2 separate regions of the Homo sapiens genome follow, and region 1 is linked to region 2. The links are chromatin loops, found by intact Hi-C in ENCODE. Cell type or tissue: OCI-LY7. All regions are shown on one strand. Links, peaks and the distances in the headings refer to the core of each region. The heading gives the core; the rest is flanking DNA. Region 1 has its middle 17 kb from the start of KIAA0040. Region 2 overlaps TNR (tenascin R).

Evidence for each region. A loop is a pair of places that touch in the nucleus more often than their neighbours do. Peaks named below come from ENCODE experiments on the same cell type or tissue, not always from the same donor. Only the 100,000 strongest peaks of a DNase experiment are listed, where the experiment ranks them.
Region 1: a loop joins it to region 2, with 6 times the contacts of the local background. A loop is called at or near these places in 8 of 110 quality-filtered maps.

Annotation. Positions count from the first base shown.
Region 1 is chr1:175,205,542-175,213,877 of GRCh38, forward strand. No RefSeq gene overlaps it. Among named protein-coding and RNA genes, the nearest start is that of KIAA0040, 17 kb to the left of the region's middle. In OCI-LY7, for the core only: a CTCF peak has its summit at 3,821; DNase peaks (open chromatin) are centred at 3,380, 3,760 and 4,310; H3K4me3 peaks cover 1,960 bases; H3K27ac peaks cover 3,633 bases.
Region 2 is chr1:175,316,137-175,324,472 of GRCh38, forward strand. It overlaps TNR (tenascin R), which reads right to left. Exons shown (of 23, transcript NM_003285.3): 22 at 8,220-8,336; 23 at 1-7,340. The coding sequence ends at 7,221. It overlaps LOC105371623 (a long non-coding RNA gene), which reads left to right. Exons shown (of 4, transcript XR_001738302.2): 2 at 4,846-4,985. Among named protein-coding and RNA genes, the nearest start is that of KIAA0040, 130 kb to the left of the region's middle. In OCI-LY7, for the core only: CTCF peaks have their summits at 1,280, 1,483, 3,687 (motif pointing left) and 3,891; DNase peaks (open chromatin) are centred at 1,285 and 3,675.

The DNA.
Region 1 (8,336 bases), core at 250-8,249, 110 kb before region 2:
AGCCTCCAGGTAGCAGGCTTCAGAGAGAATAAATTATAAATGTTTCTTATTGGAATTAAAGAGTTCGTTCTATCAGTAATTTCAAAAGGGAGGAGGGTATAATGAGGTATGTCCAGCTCCTCCTTCCCATTAAGGCCTGAACTAGTTTTTCAGATTAACTTTGGAATACCCTTGGCTGAGAGGAGGGGTCTGTTCAGATGACTGGGGGGTATATAATTTTATTTTTGAGTTATAGAACTCCTTTGAGAGGCTGGCAGGAGGACCTGTGGGGTTGGCCTGAGAAGGAGCAAAGGGAAAGGCCTCTTACCTAGCTCCAGATGTGTGGAGTGCTCTGTGTTCACTCTCTCCTTGATTCTCTACAGTAGCGCTGGTGAGAGGTATTACTATCCCCATTTTACAGACTGGGGAGCCCAATTCTCAATTCTGTTTACATTCTCAACATAGTATCTGGATGGGAAAAGAAGTTGGCCACCATCTTTTTTTTAACATCTGGTAAAAAGCTGGAACTAGTTGTCCTTTTAATACACTTTTCTCTATGGAGAAAGAATTATAATTCCCATCCCTCCCACTCATCAAATAAAAGTTCTTCAGCAAAGAAACCTCAACTTACTATTTTTGTGTGATTTTAAAAATAAACAATTAAACTTTGGAATAATTGTAGATTTATAGAAAAGTTGCAAAGATGGGTGCAGAGATCCTGTCTACCTTTCATTCAGCTTCCCCTAATATTACCATCCAATGTAGCCAATGGTGCTTTTGTCAAAACTAAGAAATTAGCATGGTATAACACTTAACTAAACTATGATCTAAACGTGGTTGTTTTTTAGATTTAATCAATTTATCCATTTATATCCTTTTTCAATGTTTTAGGATCCAATTTAGGATACCACATTGCTTTTGGGACAGTTTGCATTTTAAGAGAACATTCAGATTGCCACTGGAGGGTTTGACTCAGGATGAAAAACGGGTTTTATTTATAATATTCTCTTGTTTTCTTTACCAAAGAGCTTTGAATATTAAGTGCTTTTTAAAGTTTTGTGACCCCAATGGGCTCTTAGCTGCTTCATTGACATGTTAACACCAGACAAGATTGAAGTGATTTGAAGACTTTGGAATCAAGATGCTGCAAAGGTGCAAAATATTGTGGTCTTTGGAAATTTGGTATATCCAGGTCTATTTCTTCTCCTCAAGTTCCAAGTCTTAAACAACAGGATACTTTTCACACAGACTTCCTCCTTACATCTTCCTGTGGAGTCATATAAGTTTAGGCTAGGACTCTTGCTTTGTGCTGAGGCCAAAAAAGAATTAAAGCAGGTGAGGTGTTGGGTGATCTCATTTGTGCAATTGGTTTCTCTGAGTTACCCAATCCATTGTTCATAGCCCTGGCTTTGCACTGGCAATATTCCAGGTCATGAAATGTCTTATTATATTTGTCTGGGCTTCTGCTTATTCAGTAGGCATTCTTGCTAACATAGTTTATATTCTCTTGAGAGGGATTTAAAAATGAAATTATTGTTAGATATTCTTGAGTCTATGGCAGGTCCCTCTTTATATTCTACTGACCTGGACTCTTGGTGCTTTTGGAAATCTGAAAAATTTCAGGAGCTAGGTGGCTGGAGGTCCCCAGTTATGAGGAACTGAGATCCCACAGAATAACTCTAATAAGAGTTATTTATGAGACTTCAAGAAATAGATATAGCATAATTCGAAAGTGCTTGCTTGACTGATAATTTAACTCTCCACTCCCAACCATTATCAAAAGGTGTGAGCATATTATAGAACCGTACATAATAATGCCAAAATGTGGACATATTGTAGAACCATACGTATAAATCTATCCATCTGCCTTGTAGTCCACCTAACTCTTAGGGCTTACTTTTAGAATAGTGATACTTGCTAATGTTTGTTGAGATTTTACTATGTGTTAGGTGGTCTACTATATTATTTACACGTTTTTATTTTGCACACTTTTTCATAACTCTGTGTGGTAGGTACCATTATTATGTTCATGCTTTGGATGAGGAAAATTAAATTAAAAACTTAATTTCATCCAAGGTCAGATAAATAGGAAATAGGGAAGCCAGGACTTGAACATAGAGCCCTCTAACAACTCCAAACCCAGTATTCTCTTAACCACCTTGTCACTGAACCAGGATATATGGATAGTTGGTAAATATACATACACTTTTCCAAGCAATGACTCCCTATACCCCTTTTATGCAAAGATTACTTAAGTTCCAGAAATCAATAATCTACGTCATTAAAAAAACTTTTTCTACATGCAGAACCCTGTGCTTGGTACTCAAGAGTATAGAGAAATCAAGAAAATTAACAAAATACTGAAAGAGAAAGATCCTGGGAGAGCTAATTTCTCATTCCAGCTCATTCACTGATTGGTTTGGCCACATGATGCAACCTCTTTAAGCATTAGATGATTTATCTGTAAAATGAGTTGGTGGGATTAGATGAACAAAAAGGTCCCTGCCAGTTCTTTGATTCTGTGCCCCCAGCTTTGTGTCAAACATGGCACAGGAAAAATGCCAGATCAGATGTCATTCCCGCCCTCAAGGATCATAATCCAAAACCTTCAAACACATGAAGCAATTAGAGAACAGTAGAGTCTTAAATTGTCCACCATGTGCTATAAGCAATCACTGGATAAGTACTCACTTGAGCCTCTTACGTGCTCAGCAGTTTTAGGGATAAAAGACATGTGTCATAATTTCTGCCATTAATCAGTGTACAAATTAGTTGGGAAAACAAGACCTAAGAATTTGGAACAATAGCTAACACAAGACATTAGATAATTAAATGCTAAACTGTGTCATGTAATTATTGTGTGGTGATCGTAGAATGGTAACAACTGACATTTACTACCTTACTTGCTTAGGCAAGTGTGCAAAATTTAAGGAGTGTAAAAAACCCCCTCAGTAATCAAGGTAAGTAACATTTTAATGCAATATTTTAAAAAATAAAAATTAATGCAAAAATTTCATGCTGAACTAAATATCAAAATCTTAAAGAAAGATTTGATCATTATTATGGATTTTTCCTTTTGTCTCAGGGTCCAGTAAGGCTCAGCATAGCACTGTGTGCTGGAGACTATACCTTGCTGGTTTATGTTCATTGTCTTATTTAATCCTCACAATGATTCTTGTGATTAGATTCTACTATTAGTGGATGAGGAAACTGAGGCTTGGAAAGCTCAAATCTTAGAGGTTGTAAGTGGCAGGACTTGCATTCAGGTCTCTGGCTTTATAATTCATGCTTTTAAACACTGCTGTATATGTTCTTACAAACTTGCAGAGTTCACTGCCCTGGAAGGCCATGCCCCGGTGCTGCTGAGCTGGGAAGTTCTCTGCCCAGGGCAACCCTGTGGTCCTCCTGGAGGGGCACTCAGTGCAGCTGTGCTCCTTGCACCTGTTGCCTGCTGGCTGGAACACTTAAAGGGCTCTTTTCCCCATCCAGATCCTGAAACCACTGTTGAGGGATCCCCAGCCAACACCACAACACCAGGGTGCTCTTCACATTCCAGGGTGTGTTTCACATTCATTTCATTCATCCAGAAGTAGGGAATCCAAGGTGAGAGTCACTGAAATTGTACTTTCTGCCTGACCCCATGAAAAAAAGAGGCTCTGTGAACGTTTACCAATATCTCCCAGCAAAGGAAACCATGCTGAATGCAGAACCTATCTTAGAAGTTTTTATCATCTAAGGCCCCATCTGCAACACTGAGCTGCATTTCCGGGCAGGAAATGAAACCACAGAGTACAAGTGAGGTATTGATTTTCAAGTTACCACTTTGGGGCAGCAGTCAGTATTTTGGCAGCTGTACATCCAGCACACGTTTGCCCAAGGTCGGGGGCAAAGGCACGGACCATCTAGGCTCATGGGGCACTTCAGCTGAACTATACAGTTTGGGCCAAAAATCCACTCACATAGAGTTGGGTTTCTGTTGCCCAAGACAATTGATTCTTAATACAGACGGAGGCTTGAGATAACTAGATATAAAGGAAAAGAGGAAAGAATGGCAAACTGTCAAAAAGGGAGCTGACTTTCAAGGTTATCTGGTTCATTTCTTCCTTTTGCAGAAGAGGGATTAGAAGCCCAGATAAATTATGTGACCTTGGGAAAGGTCACACAGCCACTTTGTGGTAGGTGTGGGACATAAAATTGAGTAGATGATATTTTGAAGTGGTAATTTAAACACAACCACAGGGCCTAGGTTGACACCTAAAAAGCACTATTTTTAAGAGCACAATGAATAGTTTCACTCTTCTTTGATCTTGCTTATCCCCTTCTCTCAGGTTCAGTGGGGAAACAACTGAGATCATCTAGTGATGTCTTCCACAGTGGAGGCCCATGTGTAACACATTGGCTGTTCCTGCAGCATAAGCCAGATAATCCATAGTAGCACAAAACCCTAGGGTGTTTTGGCTCTCCCCACAAATTGTCATATACTGTCTTTATTTTTAATCTTAGAGGAAATTTTTCCATTTTTGTTTTGTGGAATAAACAACCTATGTCTTAGGTTTCACTTTGTACATAGCTGATTTATGTACTACTCATAGCTCTATCATATTACTAACAATTCCAAAATCTGTATTCTTTTAGGATGTTGGGTTGCTTTCTTGGGCCATGGAGATGCACAAACTGGGAAGTTGTATCCCTTTATCTTTCAGCTCCCTTCCTTCCCATCCCTTCCCATGGTCATCATAATTGTGGGTGATCTGTCCCATAAGAATTTAAGAACCTATGAAAAGCAAGGTATCGATGACTGAGGACCATTTAATGATCTATAAATGGTTACATTTCAGGTGTTAAAATTGACATTATAAGGTGAATCTGATGAGTGATTAGGTGAATCACAGAATAGGGAGGGAAAGGGTATGTTGCATGCATCAACAAAATGGGAATAATTATTTGCTGTTGAGTGCACAAGTATATTGAGATATGTTTATACTATACATGTTAGACACTATATACACATACATAATGTATGCCTTATAAATGTCCCAATTTTTATGGAGCTATCCACAGTTCCCCGATTTTACCCCATAATTTCAGCCTTTTCCAAGAGATTCTCCCTGCATGAACTGCCCTTTCCTTCTATTGGCATGGCAAGCTTCTTATCTTTTAAGAAGGTCCAGCTCAATTGTTACTATGTTTGAGAAATATTTCTTAATCCTTCAGGTAAAACAGGCCACTCTTTTCTTTGTGCCGCCATGTGTCGTCATACATGCCTTCAGAACAGCTAATCACACTCTGTTGTCAATTATTTGTTTGTAGGACTATCTCTCTGAGGACAGGGATCATGATCTGTCCATCATGGTGTTCCAGAGCCTAGCATGGTACCTGGAATCTTAACAACTATTTGTTAGGTAAACCCTGTCTTCAGGGCAATGATGTTCTAGGAAATGTTCTAGCAGACTCTTTAGTCATGGGTGCATAGGATGGTGCTTCCAGGATCGTTTGGAAAGAGGTGGTCACATGTCATGAATACACATGTCCCTCTATATTTGGAACACTTTTGCTTCCAATGCAGCAGTTTTTTTCCAATAAGGTGCCAGTATTTTCGGTACTGTGCCTATAGGTGTTTATATAAACTTGTGGCTATAAAAGAAAACCTGATTTTTAAAAAAATGATTTTCCATTTCCTTTACTTTTGCTTTAAAAAAATCAAATACTTGTTGAAGTATAATCATTATCCTGTGCAGATTCCAAATTTCTTTATGTTGTTATCTCTTTCTATCTATGTGATTTTATGCTCCGACTACACATTTGTCAGTCAACAAGTATTTACTGAGAGCCCTATGGGGTATCTAAGATAACATTTTTAAAGCATATTATACTTTTCTTAAGTATTTTCCTGGTGTTATAACTTTGGTTTCTAATATGGTTTAAATGAGAAAAATATTTCATGTGAAGGTGTTTTGGAATTCATAATCCAGAGATTGGTGCCTTTGACAGGGAAAGGGACAGTTATAATTTATTGGCCTACTATGTGCCAGGCATTATGCTTCACAATTTACATACATTATCTTATTTAATTCTCACACCCATCCCACAGGTTGATGCTCTAATATTACATTTTACAGCTAAGAAAACAGATTCAGAGATGGCAGATTCCTATAACTAACTAGAAAGGATCACCCGGGGCTTGAATTCAGGCCCATCTGAAGCAAAGCTCACACTCTTTCCCATGTATTATTTTCTTATTACATTAAACTAGCCAAATTTTATTAAAGGCAAATGTTTGGAATGATTACAGCTGAAAGTAGATTGTAAATTTGTCAAGACTGAGACTGTGAATAAAACTAAAATGTGTCATTTGGTGATTTTAACATATGTTTGTGTCTCTTTTTTTCCTGGTATGTGAAAAATAGGACTCATACTGGGATTTCTCTCTAAGCAGCTAGAAATGATGTGAAGATTTCACACCCTCCCTCCTTCCATCAGTCCCAAAGAATAATCTGCAGGAACTAACCCCAAACTCAAAAGCTGTGCAATGATTCCAACTGTATATTCATTCTTTTTTGTTTGTGCTCTTGCTTAGACACGGCTCTTCCTTGTGGGTTATGTGGTTTTTATTTGTCTTACTGTGTCTCTCTTTGTATGTGTGTGCATATATAAAAGTTCCTGGAATAAAGCAAAAAAATTATCAATACTGTATAATATATAAGGTATTGCATGGTCATTCATTCATTTGTTAATTCATTTGTCAATCAATTTTGAGCCCTTTGATGTGTCTAGAAAGTGCCTGAAAAATGCACACTACTCACCTTTGAGGAACTCTTAGGCAAGTATGCACAGAGCTGACTGCAAGATGTTATATTAATTCCATATTAGTTCTGTGAACAAAGTCTAAGGGACTTCAGGAGAGTAAGAAGTTATATAGGAGGAAGGATGAGAAAAGGGGAGACCAAGGAAATCAACAGACTGGAAGAATCATTTAAGCTGGATATTCAGCCATTCCACAAATATTTATTAACTACCTAATACGTGCCAGGCAATATTTAAAGTACTGGCAATGCAAAGATGGATAATACACAGATGAATAATAACCCCTAAGTCATTTGCAGATTTGAAGAGGAAGAAAGACACAGAAGCAACTGTTAGGTACCAAGATCAATGTACAGGTTACAGGACAGAGTTTACATTATATTTTAGGTATATTATTGAAAAGTTTTCTTCTAAAGCATTTACAATTCTATATTAAAATTTGAAAATACATACAAATTATGTTGATGGTCATTTAGGTTGCTTCTGAATCTTAGGTATTGTGAACAATGCTACAACAAACATGAGTGGAGATATCTCTTGTATATACTGATTTCCTTTCTTTTGAGTATATACCCAGTAGTGAGATTGCTGGATCAAATGGTAGCTCAATTTTTAGTTTATTGAGGAACCTCCAAACCTTTATCCATAGTGGTTGTACTAACTTACATTCCCACCAACCACGTACAAGAGTTCCCTTTTCTCCACATCCTCACTGGCATTTGTTGTTGCCTGTCTTTTGGATATAAGTCATTTTAACTGGGGTGAGATGATATCTCATTGTAGTTTTTAATTTCCAGTTCTCTGATGATCAATGATGTTGAGCACCTTTTTATATGCCTGTCTGCCATCTGTATGTCTTCTTTTGATATATGTCTATTCAAATCTTTTCCCCATTTGTAAATCTAATTATTAGATTTTTTTTCCTACAGGGTCGTTTGAGCTCCTTATGTATTCTGGTTATTAGTCCCTTGTCAGATGTGTAGTTTACAAATATTTTCTCCAATTCTGTGGGTTGTCTCTTTACTTTGTTGATTGTATCCTTTTCTGAGCAGAAGCTTTTTAACTTGGTGCAATCCCATTTGTTTATTTTTGCTTTAGTTGCCTATGTTTATGGAGTATTGCTCAAGAGATTTTTGCCCAGATCAACATCCTGGAGATTTTCCTCAATGTTTTCTCGTAGTAGTTTCATAGTTTGAGGTCATCAACTTAAGTCTTTAATCCATTTTGATTTGATTTTTGTATATGGTGAGAGATAGGGGTCTAGTTTCAACTTCTGCATATGGATATCCAGTTTTCCCAGCACCATTTATTGAAGAGACTGTCTTTTCCCCAGCGTATATTCTTGGCTCCTTTGTTGAAAATTAGTTCATTGTGGGTGTGTGGATTTGTTTCTGGGTTCTCTATTCTGTTCCATTGGTCTATGTGTTGATTTTTATGCCAGTGCCATACTGTTTTGGTTACTATAGTTCTGTACCATAATTTTAAGTCAGGTAATGCGGTTTCTACAAGTTTTTTTTTTTTTCTTGGTATAATTTTGGCTATTCTGGGTCTTT
Region 2 (8,336 bases), core at 152-8,151:
TCTGGAGTTTTGGCCTGGCAGCTAAAAATACCAGGTTGCCAAGTACTGATTTCCTTCTAAATTCCCCAAAGTAGCAGAGAAAGCTGATATTGTAGCCAACTGTCTTCTGATGCCTTCCCACCCACTAGGGATGTGGGGCAGGTAAGGAGTGGGGAAAAGAAACCAGGGGGATAAGTAAACTGAATGTATCTCCTGCCTTCTAGCCTCATTCCCCAAATATTTCCACTGATGTACTCCCGCAGGGGACTGTGAAGGTGTTTGTACCCCTGGGAGTCTGGAAGGAGGTAGCCTAAATCAGTCTACAACCTGCTGGAGTTAGCCTCAAAATTTATAGGATATCTGCATTTGTGCTATCCATACTGGTTTGAATACACTAATAATATAATCCTTTCTTCCCAAATTCTGGAGTAAAATTGATGCTCTGAGAACATGTGCCATGTTTATTCTGTGGCTTCTCCTTCCTCAATCCTGGCTACACTGCCTGCTCCAGCTTGAAAAAAATGACTGGATATCCCACTCTTCTAATGTTGGGATGTTCCCAAAAGAGTGGGGTGGGGGGTATTGGGTTTATGTTCTGGTTCTTATCTTCCCCCTCTCATTCTGTTGGGGACCCTCTCCCTCGTCTACCAAATTTAAAAAGAAAGAAAAGGAAAGAGATGTCAGAATGTTTCTTATTCCCCATGATGATGAGATTGAGGGTCCCCTGGAGTACATGGCAAAAATAATGCAAGAATTTCCTTTTCTTAAAAGTCAGAAGAAGTGGCATCAAAGCCCCCTTGTAAGAATATTAGTAAAATCCAAGATGGTGGTCACTCAGCTAAATAAATATAAAGAGCAGCCTCATGAAGTGGAAAAATCAAGGGCTTCAAAATTAGACAAAGGTTCAGATTATGGCTCTATTTAGTAGCTGTGTGACTTTGAGCATGTTACTTAACCTTCCTGGCCCTCCCTTCCCTCTTCTATAAAATGGTTAAACCTGACTTAAAGTTTATGGTGAGGATTTAGTAAAGTAATATATGTAAAGCCCTTTGCACAGTATCTGGTAAATAGTGGGTATGCAATAAATGCTATTTATCTTAGTGTTCATTTGTGGAGAATCAAATTAAAAAGCCTATACCAGACCCGAACTCAGCTCTGTTACTAATTGCCTGTGTGAATGTGAGCAAATTGCCTAAACTTTCTTGCCCTTGGTTTCCTTGAGAGGAAATAAAATGAGAGGATTATATTAGATGATCTTGAGTCCCATCCAGCTCTGAAAGTGTATTTCCAACATTTGCCTGTTGGAGGCAGTGTTGAGCATATTAGTGCTCCATGTCAGAATATTAAAGAGCAACACAGGGTCTCCCTAGGGGCTGCTAAACCAGTGATGGGAAGAAAATAACAGTTCATGCATTCTTGTCCTTGTGTTCACTTACTGACAGTGCATCTGGACTGAAACCCTTTCTTGTGACCTAGGTGTTCTAGACCTGTTGGGTGTATGGCTTGCTTCTCAGGGAAGATGTTTGCACCACCTGACCTGAATCCATGGTGCCAGTGAGTGAGTGCCAGTACCCAGGAGAGCTGGCCTCATAAGGATAATAGAGTTAAATGTTTTTGAACTGGAACTTTAGCATTAGCCTGGCTTCATGGCCCAGACAATAAGGAGCTGTTTTATGAAGTTATCAGAGGGGGCTGAGTGTGTCTGAGGAACAAGAGCTGTGTTATTTGGATGCACTGCAAGAGCCTTATTAAGCTTGAGGAAGGAGAGAGGATTTCCCCTTTGGAGAAAATGCAACACTGTCCAAAGACTGTGAGGTTTGCCAAGGACATTTGGACAATGAAGTGCTGCAGGTGCAATGAAGTCATGTTTCAGGCAAAGATTGACCTTAAAAAAATAAACAGAATGCTGGAGATGACAAATCAGGCTTGTGACTACTGGTGACGCAAAAGTCAGATCCAGGCAGAACTGGTTGAGCAAAGAAAGAAAGTCCTTCTGCTTCTGGTTTTCGGTGCAGTGACAGGCCTTGGTGCCTTAGTTTCTCCTCAAGTTAAGTGGGTGAATGGCAGAAGCTCTGGTGGGAGGCTGGAGGCCAGAACGTGAGAAGCCAATGCTGCTTCCTCTCCCATGGCCGCTCCTGCCTTGTCTCTGCCTTTCAGTGTGGTGCCACCGGTAGAAGGCTTGTTTTGAATCTCCAATGATCCATCAGCTTCTTCTTAATTTTATATTTTTCTTCTTTCCACCTGTTTCTCAAGGCTTGATGAATGTAGAACTGGCATAAACAAATCCAGAGTGGATACAATTAGAAAGAACCAGAGACATTTTTTCAAATTGGACCTGAATCTACACCAATACATCATCTTAAAGCATATAGGAGTTACTTTCCCTGCTTGCTTTTGAAAGTTTTCATTTGGTCTGTGAGTTCTCATCTGGACTGGTAGTGTCCAAATGACCCAGTATTGTTGAAGAAAGCTTTATCACATATGTGTAGGATTGGGTTATGGAAGAAGCAAAGGTTTGAGGAGGCATTCAGCTAAACATCTTCAGGAATGTGGTCAAAGAGAGGCTACAGGAACAACCCCAGGGGCCAGCCTGTAACTCAGCTTTCTTTAGAGGATAGACCCTCTCTGTCATGGTAACCTGGATGAAAGCAGACCATCAGGGAAGTGAGGCAGAGCTGAGTATGCAGCTCCTGGCATCTGGGTGGGAGGCAGACTCCCAGACTTCACACATCTGCCCCATTCCTCTGAGGTCCTGAGACTCCTCCTGCAGCCGTGGCAAGTTTGAAGCAAGTGAAAACAAATTATCCCAACTTCTTTGGGATTATTGAAACTGAACTGAATTTTGAATCTTTCAGAGGTTTCTTAATAAAAATTTAAGAGTGGACAGTGAGATGCAAGGAAGGCGGAAAGTGTCCCCCAACCCCATGCCCTACCTCCTTGGAAGAAAAGACATGGAACTAAGAAATCAGATTGACTAGTATTCTGGTGATAAGAAAGCAAGCAGTAGAATACCATATATCCTGGGCATGTGGCCCCACCTTTCCTGAAATTCTGGGTGGAGGTTACAAAAAAGAAAAAGAAAAAGAAAAAATGTTTTCATGTCCCTAGGGTATTTGCAAATCCAGGTCACCAGCTAGTCTATTTCAACACCCATAGCTTGGTGTATCTAGTGTTCTTGCATGTTCTGTCTTTTCTCCAGAGGAGAGGACAAAGAGGAACTCATAAACTCTTTCCCAACTGATGCTTTTACAAGAGCTATTTGAAAAGATTCCACAATGACTTTTTGTCCCTTAATCTACAGCTCTGCTCTGAGACTGGATTTGAAAAGTAAAAATGTGATTAGGATTGTTTGGTTTGGCATTGAGGTTATTGGCAACCATGGTTCTTTAGGTCTGGCTTTGAAATATCAGGGTGCTGGTTGGTTCTCAGGTGGAAGGAAGCGGGGCATTAGGAGTCCTACCACTTTATGAGTAGTAGAGGGGGAAGTTGGTAGGTGAGGGACAGGTGGATTCAAATATTTGTAGATGTTTGCTTTGCATTTCCTTGCTGCCATATGTTGTTGTTGTTCTTTTACAAATCAATCTCCCATACAAATCAGCTGGCCGGTTTTCCTGAGTCCTGGTTTGGCTCTCCTGGAAACTTGGAGACGTGGCCTTTCTCAACCCCGCTGACGTTTCACACGGGGTTTCAGGAGGTGACTGCCACCTTGTGGCCACACTTAGCAAGTCCCCTTCCACCAGTTCACTGTGGTCTCAAGGCCAACAGTTTTCCACAGACTTGTCATTCTTGCCACCTCTTCTACACCTGACCCCTTCACCTTCCAGAAATAACCCTGGTGAATGTGCATCTGATATGTTGGAAATTATCTTTATATGTTGGGGAAATGCAAAAAAGGGAAACTGCCTGGACCTTGGGTCTAGACAGTGAATCTATTGCAGTCATTGGTGGTGGTTTTGGTTTTGGGTATTAGTACATATCCTGATGTGTCTGTAGTTAAACAGCCTCTGAGAAGGGTCTACCTCGATTCCTTTTGAGTCCCTTGAGGGAAACTGGTGTGCATAGGGTGGGTGCTTTGAGAGTATTGCTTACTGGATCTACCTTTGGGAAATGCAGTTGTGCTTGGAGGAGCAGGATAAGCAGGAATCAGCGAGGAAAGTTATGAGCATTGAGTCAAGTTGACCATAGACCTTGGGATGAGAGTGGGGCACAGTGTCTTTTAAACATGGTGAAAACTCATGAGAAAATCACCCTATTAAATAAAAGGAATCTATAAATCCTTTTATAGAGGGTTGAATAAGCTGATCTTTGAAGTCTCTTTCTTGCTTCAAAATAAAGCTATGCAATGCCGCTGGTACTATTTATAAAAATGTTCCATAGTGTAGAATGGTTTCAATAAAAGGAAGATTTTTGTTTCCACTGATGTTTCTTGACTTTCACCTGAATTGACAACACATAATCTTTTTCCATTTCAACTTCCTTGATGAAGTGGGCGTGCTGGCACCACCCAGGTACCTGGTCTCTGTTTTTATGGACAAAAAGAGTTCAGCCTCTCACTCGGCATGATCTTTTCTGCAGTATTTTCGTGTGTGTGTGTGTGTGTGTGTGTGTGTTTTACTTATGACTCCTGAATCAATCTCTCTCTTTTCTTTCCCTCCCTCCCTCCCCTTCCTTCTTTCCTTCCTTCCTTCCTTCCTTCTTTCCTTCTTTCCTCATTAAACAGGGAGTCTAGTGAATTTTCATTACCTAATTGTGCTGTCCCACCATGCCAATTTCTACTTAGGTTTTCAGATCACAGATTAGCATCATTGACCGTCAAAACTGAAAGGGAAATTAGAACTCATTCTAGTCTAATCTCTCATCTGACAGATGAAGAAACTGGCCCAGAGAGGTGAAACAACCCAGCCGATGTCATGTCGTAGCTAAGATGACAGCTGTTGGCCTGTACCTCGGCCCTCAAGTTTCCCATGCAATGTGCTTCCTACTATTCATTGTTGCCCCGTCTCTAGGTAAGTCTTCTGTAATTTACATGCTTGTTGAAAGGATCTGTTTCTGTTTTTTCCTCCTCCCAGTTTGTTGAAGCCCATGGTTAACTGAGAAATGCAAGTGGTGCCTAGGTTTTTCAGGGTTATGCCTGTCACATCCACACTGCCGCAGTGAACAAAGCCTAGAAGCCTGCGGCAAGGGAAGCGCCTCCATTCAATGGTGGCTGGCTGCATCCCCATGAGGTCCGAGGCCTGATGGTCAGCCCAAGGGACTTTTCATCTTGGTTCTCAAAGCTTGGTAAGAGTGAGGATATTTCCATTAGAAAATTGCCGACACTAAGGCTCATCCAGTAACTGGTTGGCAAAGGTACACACTGCTCTGGTCAGACAAACATAGGCACTACAGAAAATGGTGCTGGGCCTTGAGGAATGGGAGAGGAAAGGGAGAAGACAGCTCAGGGAACTGGGCATGGATCTGGGCAGATGTTGCGGGGATGGTTGCTGATATTGGATTTGGAGGAGAAATTGAAAGGTCACGGCTTCTAGAGCATCTAGCTCTCTTGGGCTTAAGATCAAATTGTGCTAGTGAAGACAGTGCATCTCATAAAATGGGAAGTAGGCCCACAGTTATCACCTATTCACCTTTGGATTTCTGGATGTAATTTCCTTTGGCTATTGTCATTTTTCCTTTGCAAGGCAGAATAATAAAAGAAGATGGAAAGGCTTCTCATGATCTCACCTCATTAAGAAGGTCATTCCTGTTTCCCATAGGACCAAAAAAGAAAAAAAAAATCAACCTCTTTCCAGGATTATCAGTCAGGGGTATAGCTCTCTGGGCATATACCTTCTTCTCCTGACTCTTATTAAGCCACCTACACTAAGGAGGGCTTGGGTGAAGATAGATATGAGGCCTTCGGTTTGCAATTCAGAAAAAAAGAATCTGTGACAAATAGGACCAGAAATGGAGAAAACAGGGCTAGGGAAGATCTGTGTTTCCCATGGAAACTATAATCTCTATGGCAGTGCCCTGATTTTGACTTCTTCAGTCCTTTCCTCAATGCTTGACCCAAAAGTGCTAAAAACTACAACCATCTCCCCCTCCTACCTTTGCAGAAAGTGACTGTCTGTCTGACCTGAGGGTGGGGGCAGTGGCTGATGACTCACAGGCACATAGCCACTGTGCCACCCAGGGCCAGGAGCAGGCAATGCCTTGGGAACTAGATTCCAAAATGCTGGTTGGGCTTTTGAGGCTCTGGGGTCTAAGACAGGATGGGATTAGGCAAAAGACTCCATCAGGGCCAGAAAAGAGCCACTGTTCTTGAAAGGTAACAGGACATGTGGCTGGTATAATAAGAGTGTCAGAAGATGAGAATCTTTGGCCCATTATAAAGGACTTGGGGCTGGATGCAGTGGCTGTAGCCTGTAATCCCAGCATTTTGGGAGGCTGAGGTGGGAGGATTGTTCAAGGCCAGGAGTTTGTGACCAGCCTGGACAACACAGTGAGACCCCCATCTCTACAAAAAATAAAAGAAAAATCAGCCAGGTATGGTGGCTCATGCCTGTAGTCCCAGCTACTCAAGAGGCTGAGACGAGAGGATCACTTAAGCTCAGGAAGTCGAGGCTGTAGTGAGCTGAGATTGCACCACTGCACTCCAGACTGAGCAAGAGTGAGATACTGTCAAGAAAGAAAGGAGGGAAGGAGGGAAGGCAGGAAAGAAGGAAGGGAGGAAGGAAGGAAGGAAGGAAAAGAACCTGGGTTGTTGGGATGCGGTGTAGTTGATCTGTTTCCTTTTAAGGGGAATTGTTGGCAAAACTCTCTTGCTGAGGCTCTTTTCTCTGGGCCAGTGTGAGAACCTGGCCATGTCAGGCTGTGACAAAATCACAAATACCTGGAAGGCAGAGGACATCTCAGAAGAAGGGTAGAAAAATGTGTGTGCCTGTCACCATAACAATCTGCACCCCACGACTTGGCTTTGAATTGGCCCTTTAAGAAAACTTCCTACTTCTCCTCCTTGGTGGGAAAGGAGGTGAAGGTTGAGGAGGCCTGGGTAGGAGGGAGAATGGAGACTGAGGGTCAGGCTCCAGGGCAGCAGAAACCAAGAGCAGATGTTAGCCAGCGGATTCCTGCGACATCCCTGCTTCCTTCACATACTCTTAATATGTTGCAAAACACATTGCTATTACCCTCCCCCCTTGTTTCATATTATAAAATACAAACAAATGACAGAAAATATTGGTTGGCTTGCAGCCGCCCACTGCTCAGAACTGTAAGGACTGCCGTTTTCTCCCTGCCATGAGACGGTGGTTGTAGGGGCGCATCTTCATTTCCACAAAGGGGATGGAGAACTCATGGCCTTTCCAATGGTACCAGTTGATGCCCTGGGCGTGAGAAAGATAAGCATGTCAGGTCATCCCCCACCATGGAACGCCCCACTTCAAAAAAGGGGTAATTATGGGAACAGGGAATCCACAATGTGGGGTTAGCTATTTTCAGCTAACATGAAGCTTCAAGGCCGAGTTCCCAATAAAGTGAAAGGGGCAGAGTCTCTTTCTAGCTTTCTCCTTAAATGTGCCGGTGGCCTGGGTCTTTCCAGGGAACATGTTGCAGGTCATTCCTTATTGCCAGCTTTGTTTTTGGCTTCCAGGAGTGGCATGCACCAGTAGATGGTTGTGAAATCCCAACAGGGTGGAAGCATTTGGAAGAGAATAACTGTGTTTGACTGCTCACTCCTAATGGGAGACTTAGGCGGTTTCTACCTAGGGTGACAAACCCTTTTGGTTTGCCTAGAACTGAAGGGCTTCCCTGATGTGGGCTGTTTCAGTGTTAACACTTAGAAAGTCTAGTTGGTCATGGTGGTCTCCCTGTCACCCAGCTTAGCCTATAAACTTGTGGTCTCTGATAGGGAAAGATTGTCCAGTTCACACTGGTATTTTCGATGTCTACCTTCCTGGGACCATTTTTAGGGTAAAGTTGAGTCTGTGAAGCTGTCCCCAGGACTGATAAGCTCTCTTCATGGGATCTTCTGGATCCAAGGGCTTCTCTGGGTAAGTTCTGGCTCCTGGGTCCTTTCCTTTCCTTCCTCTGGCTTCTACTCTGTCCTGATCTTATCCCATTGTCTGCATTATTTTTCTCAAGACTCAAAATATTTCTTTTTAAAGGGAAATGAAGGACTCACATGTGCTTTTAAAATATAAAGCTAAGGGAGCACGGATTCCACAGCTCTGGCTCATTCATAGCAGAGGTGGAGCATCGCTTACCTGACTGTGCCTGGACTCCCCGTACTTCCCATTGAGGTTGGTCCGGTGGCAGTTCTTATACCACCATGCTCCCTTGTACGACATGGCACAGTTAGTCACTGCAACATCATTGTCTCT